Linked DNA regions of Homo sapiens: all the other regions are linked to region 2. The links are chromatin loops, found by intact Hi-C in ENCODE. Cell type or tissue: heart left ventricle. All regions are shown on one strand. Region 1 overlaps HBP1 (HMG-box transcription factor 1). Region 2 holds the start of LOC105375445 (a long non-coding RNA gene). Region 3 holds the start of LOC124901720 (a long non-coding RNA gene). Region 4 has its middle 82 kb from the start of PIK3CG.

What was found. Peaks named below come from ENCODE experiments on the same cell type or tissue, not always from the same donor. Only the 100,000 strongest peaks of a DNase experiment are listed, where the experiment ranks them.
Region 1: it touches region 2 in a loop (4-fold over the local background); 29 of 110 quality-filtered maps call a loop at or near these places.
Region 3: a loop joins it to region 2, with 4 times the contacts of the local background. A loop is called at or near these places in 30 of 110 quality-filtered maps.
Region 4: a loop joins it to region 2, with 6 times the contacts of the local background. A loop is called at or near these places in 9 of 110 quality-filtered maps.

Annotation. Positions count from the first base shown.
Region 1 is chr7:107,191,851-107,196,850 of GRCh38, reverse strand. It overlaps HBP1 (HMG-box transcription factor 1), which reads right to left. Exons shown (of 11, transcript NM_012257.4): 9 at 700-1,017. Among named protein-coding and RNA genes, the nearest start is that of HBP1, 25 kb to the right of the region's middle. In heart left ventricle, a CTCF peak has its summit at 2,574 (motif pointing left); no DNase peak of the experiment used is centred here.
Region 2 is chr7:107,871,883-107,876,882 of GRCh38, reverse strand. LOC105375445 (a long non-coding RNA gene) reads left to right here and starts at 2,648. Exons shown (of 3, transcript XR_927851.2): 1 at 2,648-2,762; 2 at 4,276-4,497. In heart left ventricle, a CTCF peak has its summit at 2,059 (motif pointing right); no DNase peak of the experiment used is centred here.
Region 3 is chr7:107,199,816-107,204,815 of GRCh38, reverse strand. It overlaps HBP1 (HMG-box transcription factor 1), which reads right to left. Exons shown (of 11, transcript NM_012257.4): 10 at 4,515-4,656; 11 at 2,294-3,402. The coding sequence ends at 3,385. COG5 (component of oligomeric golgi complex 5) reads left to right here. Exons shown (of 22, transcript NM_006348.5): 22 at 1,186-3,444. The coding sequence ends at 1,300. It overlaps LOC124901720 (a long non-coding RNA gene), which reads right to left and starts at 1,186. Exons shown (of 2, transcript XR_007060471.1): 1 at 325-1,186. In heart left ventricle, a CTCF peak has its summit at 2,787 (motif pointing left); a DNase peak (open chromatin) is centred at 2,795; H3K27ac peaks cover 514 bases.
Region 4 is chr7:106,944,404-106,949,403 of GRCh38, reverse strand. No RefSeq gene overlaps it. Among named protein-coding and RNA genes, the nearest start is that of PIK3CG, 82 kb to the right of the region's middle. In heart left ventricle, a CTCF peak has its summit at 1,976 (motif pointing left); no DNase peak of the experiment used is centred here.

The DNA of each region.
Region 1 (5,000 bases), 680 kb after region 2:
CAACATGGCACAACCCTATCTCTACAAAAAATACAAAAATTAACTGGGTGTGGTGGCATGTGCCTGTAATCCCAGCCATTCAGGAAGCTGAGGTGGGAGGATTGAGCCTGGGAGATACAGGCTACAGTGAGTTGCGCCGCTGTACTGCAGCCTGGGCTATGGCACAAATAATAAAAGGTAGATCCTTACTACTAAGGTAGATAACCTAATTGTCTATGTATTATAAAATAATTACATATAACCCTAAAAATTCCACTTAAACTTTTTACTTTAAAGTCAACCTGGCCGGGCACAGTGGCTCACGCCTGTAATCACGGCACTTTAGGAGGCCAAGGTGGGTGGATCACGAGGTCAGGAGTTCGAGATCAGCCTGGCCAACATGGTGAAACCCTGTCTCTACTAAAAATACAAAAAATTAGCCAGGTATGGTGGTGGGCGCCTGTAGTCTCAGCTACTTGAGAGGCTGAGGCAGGATAATCACTTGAACCTGGAAGGCGGAGGTTGCAGTGAGCTGAGATCGTACCACTGGACTCCAGCTTGGGTGACACAGCGAGACTCCGTCTCAAAAACAAACAAAAAAGTCAACCTAAGAGTTGAATAAAAGCTATTAAAGAATAAGTTTACTTAACTATTCCAGTTACCATGAACCGTATTGAAGTGTTACTCATTTATTGTAATCAGAATTATCACTATTTTTACCTGTTATCTTTCCCTGGATACATCTGAGTATATTCAACTCTGTATTTTTTGGCAAAAAGCATGAAGGCATTCATTGGTCTTTTGCACTTATTAGGAGAAGTGGCACTCACAGTCCCTGAGCTGTGGTTTTTGACAGCTTTAGCATACAAAGAATTGGAAGAGAGCTGTGATGATCCAGGTGAGCCACAGTTTTTACTGAATCCAGATCTTGCAAAGTCTTGACCACCAGGTCCTCCACAAGACAAAGATGCACGACGCTGGCGAGCCATACTACTTAACACATAAACTGCAGAAGAATCCATAGGTGTGAAGTCATAGCTATAAAATTAAAAAAAATAATAATATTTTAATTCAATTTTGAATTCTCTGATTTCTAAAAAGCAGGTTAAAAAAAAAAAAAAGAAAACATCTGATTGGAAATTTCAGTGCATTTCCCCCTATATCATGTTACCAACACTAACAACTTTTGCCACTGATAGTTGCTTATAAAATGAAATCTGTATATGTGCTAACTGAAATTAATTTTTTTAAAAAACCTCTGCAGATAATACAAAAGCTTAAAAAAGACTTTGAACCCCCCAAAGGAATGTTATAATCAGCATACTTTATTCATAGCAAGTAACTCCTCCAAATCCTACACAACCCACTTATTCTTACTTTAAATTCATTTCTGGACAAATGTGACAATATGGTTTCTTGGCCTATAGGCACCCAGACCTAGAAAATTAAAATGGAGTGGCAGGCAACATACCAGGCCTAAGGACTACTATAGAAAACAAATGGTTGGGAAAGGCAGTGAAAAGCTGTTAAATGTGGCTAAAGGAACTTAAGGACAGGCCTGGTGGCTCACGCCTGTAATCCCAACAGTTTGGGAGGCCGAGGTGGGTGGATCACCTGAGGTCAGGAGTTTAAGACCAGCCTGGGCAACATGGTGAAACCCCATCTCTACCAAAAATACAAAAATCAGCTAGGCGTGGCAGCACATGCCTGTAATCCCAGCTATTCGGGTGACTGAGGCAGGAGAATCGCTTGAACCAGGGAGGCAGATCACAGCACTGCACTCCAACTGGGCAACAGAGTGAGACTCCGTCTCAAAAAAAATAAAAAACAAATAAAGGAACTTAAAATGCCCAGTAATCTGGGTCATTTGTTTAGGTAAAGAGAGCCATACATACATCAGTCTCCCGAAAGGCCATCCATGACCTATAACATAGCCTAATAACATAAAGTTCATTGTAAAAACCTGCCTTTGTCAGGAAAGGCCACATTTTGTTCTGTATGTTCAGTTTACATAGACATGGAAATAAGCTAAAGAATTCTCTTTTGTTCCAGCATTAACTCTCTTTCTGCCTATAGTACTTTTCTATCTTCTTGGCAGGAAACCTTTTATTCAGCTTCTAATCTGAACCTAGCTCCTACTTCCTTCCCTGAAACAGAAATTCCGGTAATACATCAAAATAGTTTAATATTAGCTACAGGAATACCATCTACCTAAAGGTAAAACATGAGATTACAAAATTCTAAAGATAGATGGAAACAGCCAAAGGAATGAGGGCGGTCCATGCCACTGACTACACACAGTAAATGACTTCTACCACTTATCAAGCACACAATGTCTTTTTTCTGAAAGTATTGCATGAAATAAATGTACTTAAACTATGACTCCAAAATTACCTCATGAATGCTTAGCAATCAGTATTACGTCAGGAAAACAATGTCTGCTTTCTAGGTTTGCAGTTTTTGTAAGATATCTTCAGCCCCTCCCATACATAATTTAGAAAAATAGCAAACTTCAGCACTGACACAAAATTACCCATCTCTACTGATGGAAAATGATTACAATTTAAAATACTAAAAGATACTGGGTAAGCTAATTACTAAAATTTGAAAACTCCACCATCTAGTGGCACAAATATAACTTATCATCTACTTCCATTATGGATACAACTTAAATCAGTTTTAAATATTCAGTCACAAAATTCAATGACTAACATTACTGCAGCAGTAATGACATAGAGTATCTTTAAAAACAGCTTCATCTTTTGCTATACTACCTTAGGTAAGCATTCATTCTCTTCACTAAAGCACCTGTACCCAAATGTGCCTTTCACAGCTCTACTTTGTGTACATGCCATTCCTTAAGCTTAGAATGCCCATTCTCACTTCACTGTCTAATCATTAGTCTTAATGGCAAACTCCACAATAATGTAGTGCCTATTAACCATGTCACATATATTAACTTATTTAATCCTTCCAATATTATCCCCATTCTACAGATTTTTTTAAAGGAGCCACAGAAATATTAATTTACTCAAGCTTCCATAGCAAATCAATTGCAGAGCCAGGATTTGAATCCAGGCAGTCCAGATCGAGCTCATGTTCCTATCAGGCTACACTGCCTCTCAATCAGCGTGTACATCTACTGTATACATTTACTAATCCATTTCCTTCTCTAGATTGGAAGCAAAGAGGTATGGCCATTCTTAACTCATTTTTTAATCAATTCTGAATAACATAATAATGGAAAATTTTAACTGAGTGCAAATTCCAGCTAGTAATATGACCTTGGGCAAGTTAAATAAACCCTGTAGCCTCAGTTTACTTATCTGTAAAATAAATCTATGCTATGCAGTGGTGCCAAAAAGAACAATAAACATAAGACACAGGGCAGAGGCTGGCACAGTGTATTTTGCCATTAGGAGTATCTATTATTGTAGAAGTATCTTAGGTGAGTAGCTAGAGAACTCAAAATTTGGAATCTTTACAAGATATGGGCTTGAATCCTAATTCTGATACTAACTGCCTTTGTTTTGGGCATGTTCCTTAACCTCTCTCAACTTTACTTCTCTCTGTAAAATGAGGATATAATCTACAAATAGGGTAATTAATATTAAATAAATTAACATTATATATATAGTAGGCACTCAAGTTTGTTAAATCATATTACCTGAACAGAAATGTCAACTTCAAAGAGTCAAAACTGACTGTTTTAAACCCGCCTGAGGCCTAGAAGGTTGGCCTCAATTCTCAATGTTTCAGAATGGGCTACTTACAACAGAACCTTGAATTATGTATGAGAGCTCATCAACTGATTGCTGACTTCTGATTCTTCCTGAGCTAGAAACTACTCACATGTCCTCTGTAAACCATGACCCGAGAATTTGCTTGGAGCAGTCCAACTTGGACTTTTTCCTCTTCTTACCTCTTTCTCTTCTTGCCCTCCCCCTAGGCCAGGCATCATCTCCCTTAACCAGTCTAATCCACAATGAAAATAAAGTCACTTTCAGCTTCTCAATTTTTTCCTGGTTTCTCCATGATGATACCACCCATTTCCACTCCTTTGCAGGGTGGGTGCTCCTGCTGTTATATTGAAGTCACTCAACAGTAAAATGAGACCAATGACTAACATCATCTTGGGAGTGATTATTATTCAGTGAGATCAAATGGTAAGAATTTGCTATCTCAGAAAAGCAGGAATTAGGCAGGCAAGTTTTCCCTTTTACTTTAAAAAAGTTTGGTGCTATGTAATAATATGTAAACTTTACATATATTTGTAAGTTATGAAGCATACAAATAAATGAGTGAACCCACAATCCAAATTAAGAATAATATTTCCAGTATCACTAAGTTCCATATTTGCCACCCCAGAAATAACCACTCTCCTGAATGTTAATCATTCTTTTTCAATAATTTTATTATGAAAATATTACTCATAAATACAACATATAAATACTACAGTAGCATTAGTTTTATTAATATCTTTCTTAATATATAAGATACAGTGTTTCATTATGCAGAAATGACTGCTATCCTTTCAAAAGTCTACTTACAAGGTTGACCCTTGACTAATTTCTAGAACTTGGATTTTGAGGGGTCCCATCATTCCCACAACTGAGAAGAGTAGTTTACTGTGCCTAGACTGGATATACAAACAACACAGTTTACTCTGAATGCCTGCTTTCCTTTTGGAAGTTTGGATTTTGTTATGTGCCAAGCAGAAGAAACCTACGTGACTGCTCTCAATAAAAACCCTAGGTGCCAAGTGCGCCTAACAAGCTTCCCTGGGAGACGACATTTCATATATGTTGTCACAGCCCACTGCTGGGGAATAAAACATGCCCTTAATTCCACTGGGAGAGGATCCCTGGAAGCCTGGCTTCCCTCAGACTTCACCCCACATCTTTTCCCTTTCCCAATTTTGCTTTGTATTAGTATTTTTTTGCCATAATAAGTCACAGCCATGAGCACAACTATGTGCAGAGTCTTGTGAATTCTCTGAGCAAATCATCAAACCTGGGGGC
Region 2 (5,000 bases):
TTTGCTCTTCACATGACAGGGTATAAAGAGGTACATACGGGCGGGTTTAAGAATGAACTAGATGTGGCCAGGCACGGTGGCTCACGCTTGTAATTCCAGTACTTTGGGAAGCTGAGGGGGGTGGATCACGAGGTCAGGAGTTCAAGACCAGCCAGGCCAACATAGTGAAACCCCGTCTCTACTAAAAATACAAAGATTAGCTGGGTGTGGTGGTATGCACCTGTAATCCCAGCTACTCGGGAGGCTGAGACAGGAGAATTGCTTGAATCCGGGAGGCAGAGGTTACAGTGAGCTGAGATTGCACCACTGCACTCCAGCCTGGGTGACAGAGCAAGACTCCATCTCAAAAAAAAAAAAAAAAAAAAAAAAAAGAATCAACTAGATGTAATGGGATTAGATGAAGTTTGAATGCAAGAGCTGTAACTACCATACAAATATAGCTATCCCTACCAATACTATTACGGATGGGTTCTCTGATATGCTATAACAAAGAACATAATTATTATCTGCCACAGATGGGATATTTCTTTGATTCCTATCCACAAACGAAGTAGGTATTTCTTATTTATTTACTTAAGTCAAGAAGATAGATGCTGAAAGACATAATCTCTACAATTCTTCCTTTCTGCATCTCTTAGAGAATTGCCAATTTTTGCTATGCCAACAGTGATACACTTCATCATGATTTTTCTGACAAAATCACCTTTAGCATGTTAAGCTAAAACGTGTTCCCATCTAATTTTTTTCTGGAGGCATGTGAAGTCAATTCTTTTAAGTTCATCTTTTAAGTTGTTCTCCCCAAGATGACAAAATTCTATCCCATGGTAGCAATTAATCAACAAATCAACATGTAGTACCCACAGTATGTCCAGCATTATACATGCTGCTGTGAAGAATATAAAAACATATTGTTCTTTTTTTTTTTAATTTTTTTTTTTTTTTTTTCTGAGATGGAGTCTTGCTCTGTCACCCAGGCTGGAGTGCAGTGATATAATCTCGGCTCACTGCAACTTCCGCCTCCTGGGTTTAAGCAATTTCCTGCCTCAGCCTCCCAAGTAGCTGGGACTACAGGCAGGCACGCACCACAGCACCCGGCTAATTTTTGTATTTTTGGTAGAGACGGGATTTCACTATGATGGCCAGGCTGGTCTTGAACTCCTGACCTCAGGTGATCCGCCCTCCTCGGCCTCCCAAAGTACTGGGATTACAGGCGTGAGCCATTGCGCCTGGCAATTTTGTTTGTTTGCTTAAATTTTATGGAAAATTTCAAACATACACAAAACAAAGTAGCATAATAAACCTTCATAAATCCTTCACTGAGTTTAAACCATGATCAGATTATAGCCAATATTGCTTTACTGCTCACTTCCCTTCCATTTTATTTTGAGACAAATCCCAGTAGTCATATAATTTCACCTATAACTAGTTCAGTGTGTATCTGTAAAGGATAAGGATTTTTTTAATATAAGGATTTAAAAAAAACAAAATAAAATTTAATTCCATAATGTTATCAAATTTCCAGTCACTGTTCAAATTTCCATTAAGACTTGTTATTCTTCTTAACAATAACATTGACAGCGTTCTTTATATACATCAGGCACTGTGCCAAATAATTTATAAACACTATGCAATTTAATCTTCACAATAACGCTATGAAGAAGGTAGCATTATTATCCTATATTTTATAGCTGAAGGAACTAAGGCTCAGAGATGTTAAGAAATTTTCTCTGGTCAATGCCTTCAGAAGGTGAAGAAAATCTGCAGAAACAGAAACCAAGGTCACTTACAGTGGATTGCTGACAGGATAATAGGGTTATATTTAAAGGAAATCTATCTGTTCTGTAGCTGACAACAACAACAACATTCTGTTAGACGTAGGCCTGATAATCCATAATGCACAACTATTAAGATTTTTCTGTATTCTGTAATAAATAAGAATTCTAAAGAAAAGTCATTTCAGGATGCAGTTGAGGAGGTGTCTTGCCAGAAGTATAAAGGGGCCCACAAATGACCAGCTTCATTTTTTCGGTTATGAACCTGTAATATGTGACACAACCAATAGATGGCGGCAACATGGCAGCAATATTAAACGTCTCTGATCCTATCTTGCTCTATCCAGTAACAACCCTGCTTCACTCTGGATTGCTCCAGCATATTTCAGCAGATGTCTCAGTACTCTGAGCACTCTAAAGGTAATTTTGGGAACACAGAAAAAATGAAAGTGTAGGTTAGTGTTTCTCAAAGTATGTCTCACAGGCCCTCCACCCCCCAACACATCATCAGTTGGAAGCCTTGTTAAAATGATGAGTTTTGATGACTTGGTACAAGAAATGATATAAAACATTTTAATCATCATTTATGTTGATTACATGCTGAAAGAATAACATTTTGGATATACTAGGTTAAATAGAATGTATCATTATATTTAATTTCACCTTTTTTTTCACTTTTTAAAGTGTGGCTACCAGAAAATGTAAGATTACATATGTGGCTTATATCTGTGCCTCACATTTATGGCTCCCCTTATATTTCTATTGGACATGTCTGCCCTGTAGAGATGTGACTCAAGCCTGGCCAATCAGAGCAACACATTCCCATGGCCACAGGAATCGGTTTAGGGACTTAGGACAGAATGAGAAAGAATGAAACACACCCTTGTTCCTTTGAGATGTCCATCTGAGTGGATATAGAAACTGAAGCCATTGCAACTGCCTTGCCTCCATGCGTGGTCCTATGATGGAGCAAACTCTAAGGAATTAGAGGTAATCAAGGAGAGAAATGGCATCACAGTGATACGGAGTCCTGGATGATGTTGTGCCTGTCCTTATTTCTGTTTCTGGACTCCCCAGTTATATGAGCTGATACCTTCTCCTTTTTGCTTAATCTAATTTTGGTTAGAATTTCTATTGCCTGTAACAGAAAAATGCCTAAATCAGTACATTGGCATTAGTGAATGAACTTTGTGAACCAATTTCAGTTAAAAAGAAGCCATAATTTAAGGGATTGAAAGCAGAGTGATAAGGAAATATAGGCAGAAAATGTAAACATGATGTTTGGTGGTAAAAGGAAAGATAGGCCGGGCATGGTGGCTCACGCCTGTAATCCCAGCACTTTGGGAGGCCCAGGTGGGCGGATCACAAGGTCAGGAGTTGAAGACCAGCCTGACCAACATGGTGAATCCCCATCTCTACTAAAAATACAAAAATTAGCCAGGTGTGGTAGTGCGTGCCTGTAGTCCCAGCTACTCAGGAGGCTGAGGCAGGAGAATCCCTTGAACCCAGGAGGCGGAGCTTGCGGTGAGCTGAGATTTCACCATTGCACTCCAGCCTGGGCGACAGAGTGAGACTCTGTCTCCAAAAAAAAAAAAGAGATAGCTAAGTCAGGGTCTGCTCAAAGGAGTATTGGTTCAAAGGAAGCAGATTTTCTGTTTGTTGGTTTGGGGAGATCTGTAATATCCTCATTGCCTAGTTTTCCCTGGTTTGGGGTAAAAAAGAAACAAGGAATGTCTTCTCATCACCCTCTCAAAAGTGTAGCATTAAAGTCTAGGCTTTCCTTATCTTAGAAAAGAGACTTCTTGAAGTAACCCAAGCAACAAGTGATACATTCCTGAACTACGTTCATAGAGGTGGAGGGAAGAAAAGAAATTGAAGAGGCAGTAAAGAATGCACAGTTAAAAGGCTAGTGGTTTACTAGATGTAGGGGATAAAAAAGAGAAAGATAAAGATGGCTGGGCACAGTGGCTCATGCCTGTAATCCCAGCACTCTTGGAGGCCAAGGCAGGAGGATGACTTGAGCCCAGGCATTCAAGACCAGTCTGGGCAACATAGGGAGACCACCCCCCGCACCCCACTATACCCATCTCTACAAAATAATTTTTCAAAAAATTAGCTGGGTGTAGTGATGGATGCCTGTGATCTCAGCTACTCAGGAGGCTGAAATGGGAGGATTGACGGAGCCCAGGAGGCCGAGGCTGTAGTGAGCTATGATCATACCACTGCACTCCAGCCTGGGTGACAGAATAAGACCCTGTCTCAAAAGAGAGAGAGAGAGAGAGAAAGAGAAAGACAAAAATGACCTTCAGTTTCCTGACTTAGGATACTTGGTTTCTGGTGATGCCTTTCACCCACAATGGAGTACAGGAGCAGGAGCAGGTATGATGGAGGTGCGGGGTATGTTTTTTTATACATGCCAGTTCATCTCTTTGCTGTCCTAGGGCCACTGGAACTGGCCTGAGGATGCCCCCTTACCTTTTCTTTCATTTTTCTTTATTCAAAGGGCTACTCCAAGAAACCCTCACTCTCTGCAGATCTCCAGACAAGAACTTGACAGCAGTCTTCATGGATATAGAAAAATCCCTCACCCTCGGGGACACTCATCAATCTCTCCTAAATATGCTCAGCTAACTTTCCACCCACAGCCGCACATTTGGCTGCACAGCTAGTATCCAGCCTGGGATCAAGAAGCCAGTCTCCCCTTCTTGTAGGACCTCCGGTCTTTGTGAGTGATTCCCTCAGAGACCCACGACACATTGCATGGGGGTGGGGTGGGGAAGACACTTCCCGGTGGATGAAAGCTCAAGAACTCTCAACTCCTACTCCACCACAAATCACATCCCCTTCCCCAGGCCTCTCCTTATTTAGAGGGCAACTAGTGTAGGGGAGGTAGTAGATGGCAGAGGTAGTAGATGGCTACTTCTGTGTATGGCTTGGGGGAAGAACCTTACCATATTTTTTAGTGGTTTTCTTCAGAATGCTGGGAATAAGAGCTTTTTTGTTTTTTGCTTGGGTTCCAATCACCAGAGTGCTAGAAGGAATGAATGAGGGAAACCTGGTAGAGCTGGGGAAAGAAGATTCCGGGCAGAAGGACCAACAATGCAAAGACCCCAAGGTGGAAAATGTCTCAGCATGTTTAAAGATCAGAAGAAGGCACAAATCTCAAGATCCTTAGCACAACCTATAAGGATCTTGAGGAAATTGCATCTACTTGTCTTTGCCCTTGTC
Region 3 (5,000 bases), 670 kb after region 2:
AGCAGAGATCAGGAGGGGGAGGTCGAGGGCTGGAACTTAAGAGATTTGAAATCCCTTTACGTATGACAGTGGCTTGTGGGATGAAGGGCACTACAAACTGATCAGTGATAGCCAGACTCTGGGGAAATGTTTTCCCCACAATTCAATGAAAAATCTTGAACAAACCCAATTAGATTAGTATTTTCAGTATTTGAGAGCAAAAGAAAACCACTTAAGTGCTATCGTATGTGAGCTGAGTAATGGTATTAACTTACATCTTTATACAAATGCTCCAATCTCAAACTGAAATTTTGAAGAAAATATGACAAAAATGTATTTGTGTACCTGGTACTTAAATAGACCAATAATTAAAAATTAATCTCGTAGCCATTCTTTTTAGCTCCACTTAAACAGACGATCTGGTTCAGGGACTGACGAACTTTTTCTGTAAAAGAAGGGCCAGATATATTTCAGACTTTGCAGGCCACATGGTCTCTGCCTCAACTATTCAACTCTGCCATTGTGTGAAAGCAGCCACAGACAATATATAAATGAACAAGCATCAGGCTAGATTCAGCCTGCAGGCAGTTTGCTAACCCCCAACCTAATCCATGAGATCATAATCATAAACAATGGAATGGTACATCCCCTTGATTAAATTCAGACTGCTTCCCGATCATGTATTTTGCCATTACAGCCCAAGAGCACTTATTCTAGTTGTTGGTTGTTCATAGTTCATCAAATAACAGGAATATAATGCATCTACTGGTGTTACCGAATGTGCCAAAGGGCCCCATCCCCTTGTACTCTTGAGCGTGCCTTTCAGAGGCGCAGGATGCCCCTCGTGAGCTCTGGGAGTAGGCACAAATGCCCATTCCGTTGCCGGTGTCTTCAGTAGGGAAGCAGGGAAAAGGGAAATTGAGAACATATTTACACAGCCAGAGGACTCCGAGTATATGACTAGACCACTAAGAACAATGCAGACTGAAAACATGGTTATAGTTTTTCACACTAAACGTAGTAACCGTAGTAACCATAGTAACACTACCAGTAACTGAGTGAAGGCTGTTGGTCACTTGGCTTGTGAAACCGAGCATTAACAGTTCCAGAAATGAGCTTACTAATAATTTTTATATATTGGTATCCCCTTAACTGTTTTATGTGATTTATCTAATATTTTGACATTGTTTTCATTTTGGTTTTCAGGGGAGCCCTGGAAGCTTATGTTCAATCAGTGAGAAGTAGAGAAGGCAAAGAATTTGCACCAGTTTATCCCATAATGGTTCAGCTGCTTCAAAAGGCTATGTCTGCTCTTCAGTAATGACATGAAATCTTTGTTCATCTCCACTTTGTGCTAACCCATTCATAGTTGGCAGTTAAACACATACTCCAAAAGACTGCTACTATCTACTATTTTAAGAATGTAATTGATTGTTCGGTATTTCCTATCGACGTTTATTTACCTCTTTAGCACTTATACTTTAGCATAAAAAATGTTGAGTTATCACCACCTTTCAATTCCATGGACCTGATTTTTCCAGAAAGATGTTTTCCTCTTTCAGATTTTTGTACAAGGCTAAAATGTCTTTCCCATCCATAACCAAGTCCTCCTATGGGTACATAAACCCAAAGTCCCCACTTCTTTTAAAGGGATATGATCAAGTTATAACATGTACCCTGCTTCCCCCAACCCTGCCTTCTTCACTAAATAAGCATGTAGCTCAGTGGTTTCCAAATTTGGCTGCACATTCATACCAATCACCAGGGGATTTTTTTAAAATCCTGATGCCCAACTTGCACTCCACATTAATTAACATGTCTAGGAGTGGGAGCCTGACAGACACCACTATTAAAAAAAAAAAAAATCCCCAAAATGATTCCAATAGACAACAAAGTTGAGGAACCACTGGCACATCCCAAGCTAAGATACAAGGTTAAATGGCCTTTTTAAGTATGTCATACTGGATCTTTAAATAAAGCAAGGCTTTTGTTACACTTTGTCATGTTATTAAAAGCAGACCTTTGGGCTGTTTAACCGTGTAACAAAAATGCCACGTGAAAAATAAAAATTTTTATTGTATAGCAATTCTCTATAAATAGTAGATAATCTAAGTCCTTATTTTCTGATGGCTCTTGTTCCACTATTAACATTGTTTTTAATTTTTAAAATCCTATCAGCAGCCTCCTAATTAGCAGTGTTAGGAATTTGCCTTATGTTTTCCATCTCATCTCCTGAACCTGTTATTCTGAGAACTCATAAATAAAATTCAGCCAAGATTAATCAATCAATCAATCAATCAGTAGACGTCAGAGATAAGCAACTTTTTTTTCCATTTATTTGAAATAATATACAAGAATATAGTGTGCAAAATTTAGGGGCAACATCATGAAGAAGTGTGATGAACTGAAATCAATTTTACAGCTGTGATTCCTAACCAGAAACACCACTTGGTAAGTAACATGAAAAGCCATGATTGTAGCTCAGAGCAAAAGCAGCTGTATTGCCAATGTATTTGCTCTAATTTTAGACAGTTGGAGGAAAATTAAAGTGCAAGTGTTGCACTGCAGTAAGTGCAAAGTCTGCCCCCACCATAAAGATTATGATGACAAAATATATTTAAGATACATGGCTGAGGAGATACAGAACACGAAGTTAAAAAATACAATGGTGTTGACTGTTTGTTAATAGCACCATTACAGTGACTATATCCCAATGCTATTAACTAACTTTACCTTGGCCTGGGCTAGGTCTCCATTGGAAATAATAACGGATGGCTGCTGCCACCTGGTGCATCAACTCAGCATGCCATGGTAACTGCAGCAGGTGGCTCTTAGGCTGGGACACCAACACCAGCCACCTGCCCCATGTTCTGGTAGCCTCTTGGCACTGACCAGACTAGGAGCGCCTATGTTTGGCACAGATGCTGAGCCATGTGGTGGTTACTAGAGGAAAGGCCGACTCCCAGCTTCTGCTTCATTTCATCATGTGTACAATACAGATTAATAAGCAGTAAGGAGCCAATGTATAAACAGCAGTTACATATTTTTTAAATTCCCCTTTCGTACAATTTAAAATAAAACATGTATACACTTCTCCTCTCTTTCTACTGTACTTTAGCACCACAGGATATCAATTTTCAAGCCTATTATTACCTGATAGACATATATGAAGTTTGGAAGAAAAATAAGGCAATTTGGTTTAAAATGTTGATAGTTTTAGCTTAATGCTCTAATGGAGAAAGCAAATCCTCACTCATATTATTAAATCATTTCAAGACTCAATGCTATCAGTATCTTATGGTCACACGAATTGAGGACAAATGGTGAGACCTTGATCTTCTTAAGTCTTTCCATCAAGAGTCAATGTATATGCAAATATAGACTTAAGAACATAAGCATCCTGGTTTAATGTTGTTGTGAGCCCTGTGGAAATAAAATTAAACTCAGTGAATGTTTACAAATCAATACATAGTAATCCTATATATGAAAGCTAAGATGTATAAGATGTTTATAAATTTACTATTAGAAAATACTGCTTTCTTAAAGGTGATTTTAAAAAGCTAGCTGATATCTGATGGCTCAAGCATCCAGAAAATGTATGCAATGATAAGACATTGACTAGGATGAACAGAAAAGGGATACAGGAAAAGTCCGAACACATGAAATTCTAAATTAACCAAGAACTGCCAAAATTCAGTTCAGCCACCCTCTCATCTGACTACTGACTGACCACTATTTTTAAAGAAATTGTGAAAAATTTAAACAGATATGACCTGCATTTTACTAAGAAACAGGCACATGTACACAATGAATTTAAAACATCTTTGGCCAGCCCTCCTACTATAAAAATATTGATATCTTCCCTTCATCTTTCAATGATACTTCAAATTGACCCCACTATATCACATGTAATTTTTTTGCAATTAATCTAAAAACGCTGAACCTAAAAGATGCTAGTTTAGTAATGGAAAAGTTATAAGAAACAAGTCTATCCAAGATAGCTTATCATATAGACTTGTTTGCCACCATTCCTGGGCCTATTTCTTCTCCTCCTTGAAATTTTTCAATCTAGAAATTCTGTGCCAATGGCACAAGTCCCCATGAATGACAGCTAACATACCCCAACACCTCCAGCCTTATTGGTCCCTCACCAATTAAGGAAAAAAAGCTGTTGAGACAATCCCAAAATTATTAGAGAAATTTTCTACTGTGATATTAATGGATTAATAATGCTTATCTTTCAACCCAACTAGAAACACTGCATTCCAAAATTATTTTTCCAACTCAATGTTTAGAACAAACATTCTTTTGAAGTTTGCCTGAGATTTCGACTTGCCATGCTATGAGAGTAAATGACCCTTGAGGAAAGGCAGTCTTTATATGATGATGTGATAACATTATTAGGTTTTGAAGTATAAAAATGCTAGAGACAGCATCAACACAACCTCTTAAAGGTTGTAACAACTGCTCCAACATGCCAGTACACCTGCACGGATAAGGCAAGATAATTTTAAACACTATTTATTGAAACATACTGAATTGGTTCTTTTCCTCTTCCAACAGTCAGGATTTAAACGTTTCTGTTCTTCAGCCAAAGCCTTTGCTTCTAATGTGTACATTCTTCTCTCTTCATTCTTCATTTTCTTCCACCTGTCACCAAGGATCACACTTATGGCTCTGTAAAATAAATATTTACACAATGCTGAAAGCACACATTTTTCATAAATCTCATGTCAAGTGCTGCTACTTCAGGAGAAAAATGTGAAGTTAAAAAAGATGAAAATCTTGTCTATCACAGAGATGGGAAAAGGTCAAGGCCATAATGCTCATTTCCAGTAAAATCCCGAATCAAATAATCCATTGTTCCGTATCAGCAGCATGAAGTATTCAACTTGTACTAAAAGCTAATCTATTTGTGCCCGTAACCTATCAAATAGTTTTGATAAAGGTCTTTTCTCATTCAATCATAGTGGAAGTGTAGAATTAACTATGCATATCTTACTATTTCTCTCTCAAGAGAA
Region 4 (5,000 bases), 930 kb after region 2:
CCATATGGGTTGGGTCCATTCCACAGATACTTAGGAATAAGTACAACTGACTGAACTTGGTGATAGAAAGAATGCATGTGGCCAAGTGGCCAAGGGAGAGAGGAGTCAAGAATGACTCTTGGTTTTTAGATTTGAGACTTGGTAGATGATGCACCATTCACTAAGATGAAGGATATTGGAGGAGGATCACATTTCCCACTCCCACTGTAGGGGAGGGATGAGTAACTCAGTTTTGACAAGCTGAGTTTGAAGTGCTTATGGAAATGTCCAATAGATACTCAGTTATGTGGCTCCAGAATTTAGGAAAAAGATCTGGCTGGAGATGGAAATTTGGAAAGCATCAGCTTATTAGTAGCAGCTGAAGCTGTGGGAGTAGATGAAGTCACTCAGGGAGAGTATGTAATACGAAAACAGGAGAGAGAAGAGCTGGGAGGAGAAAAGGAGTCCACCTAGTGAGAAATTGGAGATGGTAGAGTACAAGGGATTGAAGTGAGCATGGAATCTAGGGTGGAAAAGAGTAAAGGAAACTGCTGCCTCCAGTCCTGGGTGGGATTCAGAACTGGCGGTAGCAGTCTGGTTGAATGGTGGCTGTATTGTGATGATCTAGAAGAATAGAATATGGTGGTGGAGGCAGAAGTGGTATTGGAGTCTAAGATTTCCAAGATGGAGCAATTCTGAGGAGTAATTAAACTCAAGGTGTGGTCATGAGACTCAAGGTACTGTGAGCCTAAGGTGGCTTATGCATGGAGATTTAAAGTCCTCCAGGTGGAAGAAGTGACCCAATTGGCCGAGTTTATGTTGAATGTGTAGTGAGGTCAGAGATGAGAATGACAATGAGCGACTAAAGGAAGTATTAATAGTTTGGAAGCGGAAACAGGAGAATTCTGCAACCTTCCTTGCAATACACACAAACAGAGCTTGAAAATACAGAACAGCTCTTACCCTAGTCCCAGAGGACTGCAGAAAAGTGGTGTCACAGGGACTGCAGAGCTTCTCTCTTATGCAAGGAGAGTAGAGAGCAGGGAATTTATTCGAACAGGTTGAGAATAATAAAGAAGTTTGTTACCACCAAATGAGGAATCCAGATGATAATAAGAATGAAGGAGGAAAATTGGATTTTGGGAGCAGAATAGGGAAGGGGACAGATGATAACTGTGTTCAAGGATGATGGAGGTGTTACTGGAATTCTGATGACAGTTAAGTTTATGCTGGTGCTCAAGCTTGGTCATTACCCATGAGTGGTGGCCTTTGCTTTTCTTTGGCTTTCCACAGGACAAAAGTGAAAACAACTGGGCTGCAAGAAACTTTGGGATATTTGTTTTCTCTCAAGAAAGTAATTTTGACTGTAACATAAGAAGCCACTCTGATAGGAATATCCTCCAAAAGTATTGAATTAAGTGTTAACCTGACATTTTAACACCATAAACATTTTAAACATTAGTTCTTAGTTTTTGCCTTTGCCATACTCTACATCTGAGGTCAGATACAAATGTGCTTCTGTGAAATAGTTTTCTGAAAAGTTTTTATGAATTATAACTTATATATATACATAATGTACTTTTTTCTAAAAAGATACATACAGTGGGTTCAAGACAAGGAGGAAGAATTATATCAGTGTGAAAATAGAAGCTATTTGGTCTAAGTTGGAAAACCAGCAAAGAACATTATTTCTTGCTAAAGGATTAGGAAAGACTTAAAATAGTTATCTAAATTGTCAATTCAGGAACATTTTTGTGCAATATACAAAGGGTTCATTAGCCTACTCACAATGATTTTTGACATTGCCTTTTCTTTTTGTCATCCAGACCTACTCTGATATCTTCAGGTAAAGAGATGTAAAAAAGTTCTTTGGAGAAAATCTCAATTCTCTCACAACAGATAAGAAGATACTCTCCAGAGAAAGACAGCTGAGGGTTCTTGAGCTAATGACTAAAACCCCTAAGGCCACTTCTAGTTGGTTAATTCTGACCCCTGGGGGTTGGTTTCTGCAAACGCATCTACTTCAACACTAAGGCAGGACATGCATGACTATAAACTGGCTGGCCCTGCTTTTAAAAAAGAACCTTCACTGAACTGAAGCAAGAATGTGGAGCCATTCATTACCAAATTGAAGAGAAAAAGTGGTATTAAGAGGCACTTAAATGCAAAAGTGAACTCATTTAAAAAATAAAACAAAACAAAGGACTTCATAATGTACTGGCAATAATAATTACCCAGAAAAGGATGCATTATTTACAAAATCATAAAATGTCATTGTTTGTCAATTTTCTTCATAAAGACAAAAACTGGTAAATCACAGTACTTCTGTTTTTTTCTTTCTATCTTTCTTTTTTTTTTTTTGAGACGGATTCTCGCTCTGTTGTCGAAGCTGGAGTGCAATGGTATGATCTTAGCTCACTGCGACTTCTGCCTCCCAGGTTCAAGTGATTCTCCTGCGTCAGCCTCTGGAGTAGCTGGGATTACAGGCCCTTGCCACCATGCCCAGCTAATTTTTGTATTCTTAGTAAAGATGTGGTTTCACCAGGTTGGCCAGGCTGGTCTAGAACTCCTGACCTCAGGTGATCCACCTGCCTTGGCCTCCCAAAGTGCTGGGATTATAGGTGTGAGCCACTGCACCCGGCCCTACAGTACCTCTTTCATTAAAGCATCAAATATGTGCCAGGTATGTGCAAATGTACTGTTACATGGCCCATGTAACAGGAGAGAGTAGGATGGTGCCATTTAGCTCTGGGGAAGCTTATATTGGTAATAGATGGAATTAGTAAAGGTAGGAATCTTAACTTATAATTTTATTTTAAAAAGGCACAATAAGTATGAGAATGAAAAAAGATTCAGCATATGAGACTAAGGCTGCAAGGAATTCAGTATTTTTCTCATTTGTCCTAATACCTCATGGTAGAGAATAGGCCCTCGGGGAGCTAAATCTTTAGGTTTGTGAAAGACTGAGAGTTGAATTGCTGCTAATGCCAAGTCCCCAAAATAAAATAAGAAACTAGTTAGCTGAAATTCCTGAAGGTCTTTAATATCACCACAAAATACAGATCATGTGAAAGAGAGATTTTGCTCAAGAGCATCTTCTAAAAATCCTCAAAGAATACTTTCCCCATTATTTCTACTATTCAGCCATTGATTGATAGAACTGGCTGTAGCATAGAACTGTTTCTATGCAGTGGCATTTGATGAGTAGGGTCTCATTTGTGCAAATAGGGTAGAGGTAGGGAAACTTTCTAGTCCTAATACAACTGTGGCCAAGTGGAAGGCTTTGAGTATTTCTACTAGAAAATGTTGTTTCCTGGTTTGACCCCAGAAATTAAATGGTGGGCAACCCAGTAGATCTTAATCAAAACTGTGAGGCAAAATTTGTCCTTGGTCCATTCATCAACACTCTTTCAAGCTTTTTTTTTTTTTTGAGCACGTAGGCCAGGCATGATGGCTCACGTCTGTAATCCCAGCACTTTGGGAGGCTGAGGTGGGTGGATCACTTGAGCTTAGGAGTTCAAGATCAGCCTGGACAACAGGATAAAACCCTGACTCTAGAAAAAAATACAAAAATTAGTCAGGTGTGGTAGTGCGTGCCTGTAGTCCCAGACACCCAGGAGGCTGAGGTGAGAAGATTGCTTGAGCCCAGGAGATGGAGGGTGCAGTGAGCCTGGATTGTGCCACTGCACTCCAGCCTGGGTGACAGAGTAGGGCCCTGTCTCAATAAATAAATAAATAAATAAATAAATAAATAAATAAATAAAACACTTATTATGTGTCAGGTATAGGTACTAGGGATACCTGGTCCTAAACCTAGTGAAATGAATATTCTAATGAGAGAATAAAATAATGACTACAAATTTTGATGGACATTATTTGGGAAACAGACAGGGGAAAGAAAAAAATGGGAAATATTTAAACTGGGCTTTAAAGATGAAAAGGAGCTTAAGTTGGGCAAGATCTTAGTGGGTCCAAGAATCTGAGAAAGGCTAGTTGGAGTTTTGTAAGATAGAGGAGAGAAAGTATGATGAGGCTGGAACTGGTATCTTTTTACCTACCATTTCAGTCTCGCTCTCCACCTTCCGTGACCCAAAGCACAGTGTGTTGTCAATCATTCATTTATTCTGTCAATATGTAGGCACTATTCCAGCTGCTCAGAATAGGAGAGAGAACCAAACAGACCAAATTCCTGCTCATATGGCTCTTACATTGTAGTAAACCCCAGGACGTTGATTTGATTACTGTCTTCTGTAATGCTTGATGTGAAAGCTGGATATGTGGATGGAAAGAAATAGAGGTGAAGTGGGAGTTGGGGGAAGGAGGGAAACTTGATACAGGGTGGTCTGGGAAGGCTTTATGATAAGGTGACTATTGTCAGCTTTTCAAAATAGAAAAAAAAAGATATCCCCTATGGCCAACGGGATGTTAGTTGATTGGCTTAAGATGTTGCTTGTCCTTGGAGTATTTTATTCAACACTTGACACAAAGTGCATTGGGGTAGTCCATTTGCTCCCTAGAAGTGGTTGGAATGCAGACTAGGGGTGAATATGTATGGGAATTAGAGAAAGATTCCTGGAGAAGAGAGAAACAAATAAGGTTTTGACAGAAAGACAAAGGAAAAAATAATATTCCAGGCTGAGAGAACGACTTGAACAGAAGCCTCGAGGTATTAAAGTATGCTTTTATTGTGTAAGTTTTTTGTCACTGTGGGAAGAGGGAGTGGTGCATCTTTGTCAGTTTAGCCCGAAAACACACAGCACTTCAGGTATTTCAAGAAGAGGAAATGTAACGCAGAGAATAGGGTATGTAAGTGATGGAAGGGATAAGAAGTCAAACAGAGACGGTGAGGCAGCTCAGAGTTCAGCTGTACCAGGGAGCTGCTGCTTCCTCTAGGACTGGAGGGAAAGAAGGTGGTGCTACCACAGCCCAGGATCTGGGGCCATCTTGTGGAAGTGGGAATCACAGTAGACCTTCCTTAAGGGAATGGGGTCTATGAAGGAAGAGAATGTTCCGTGGGAACT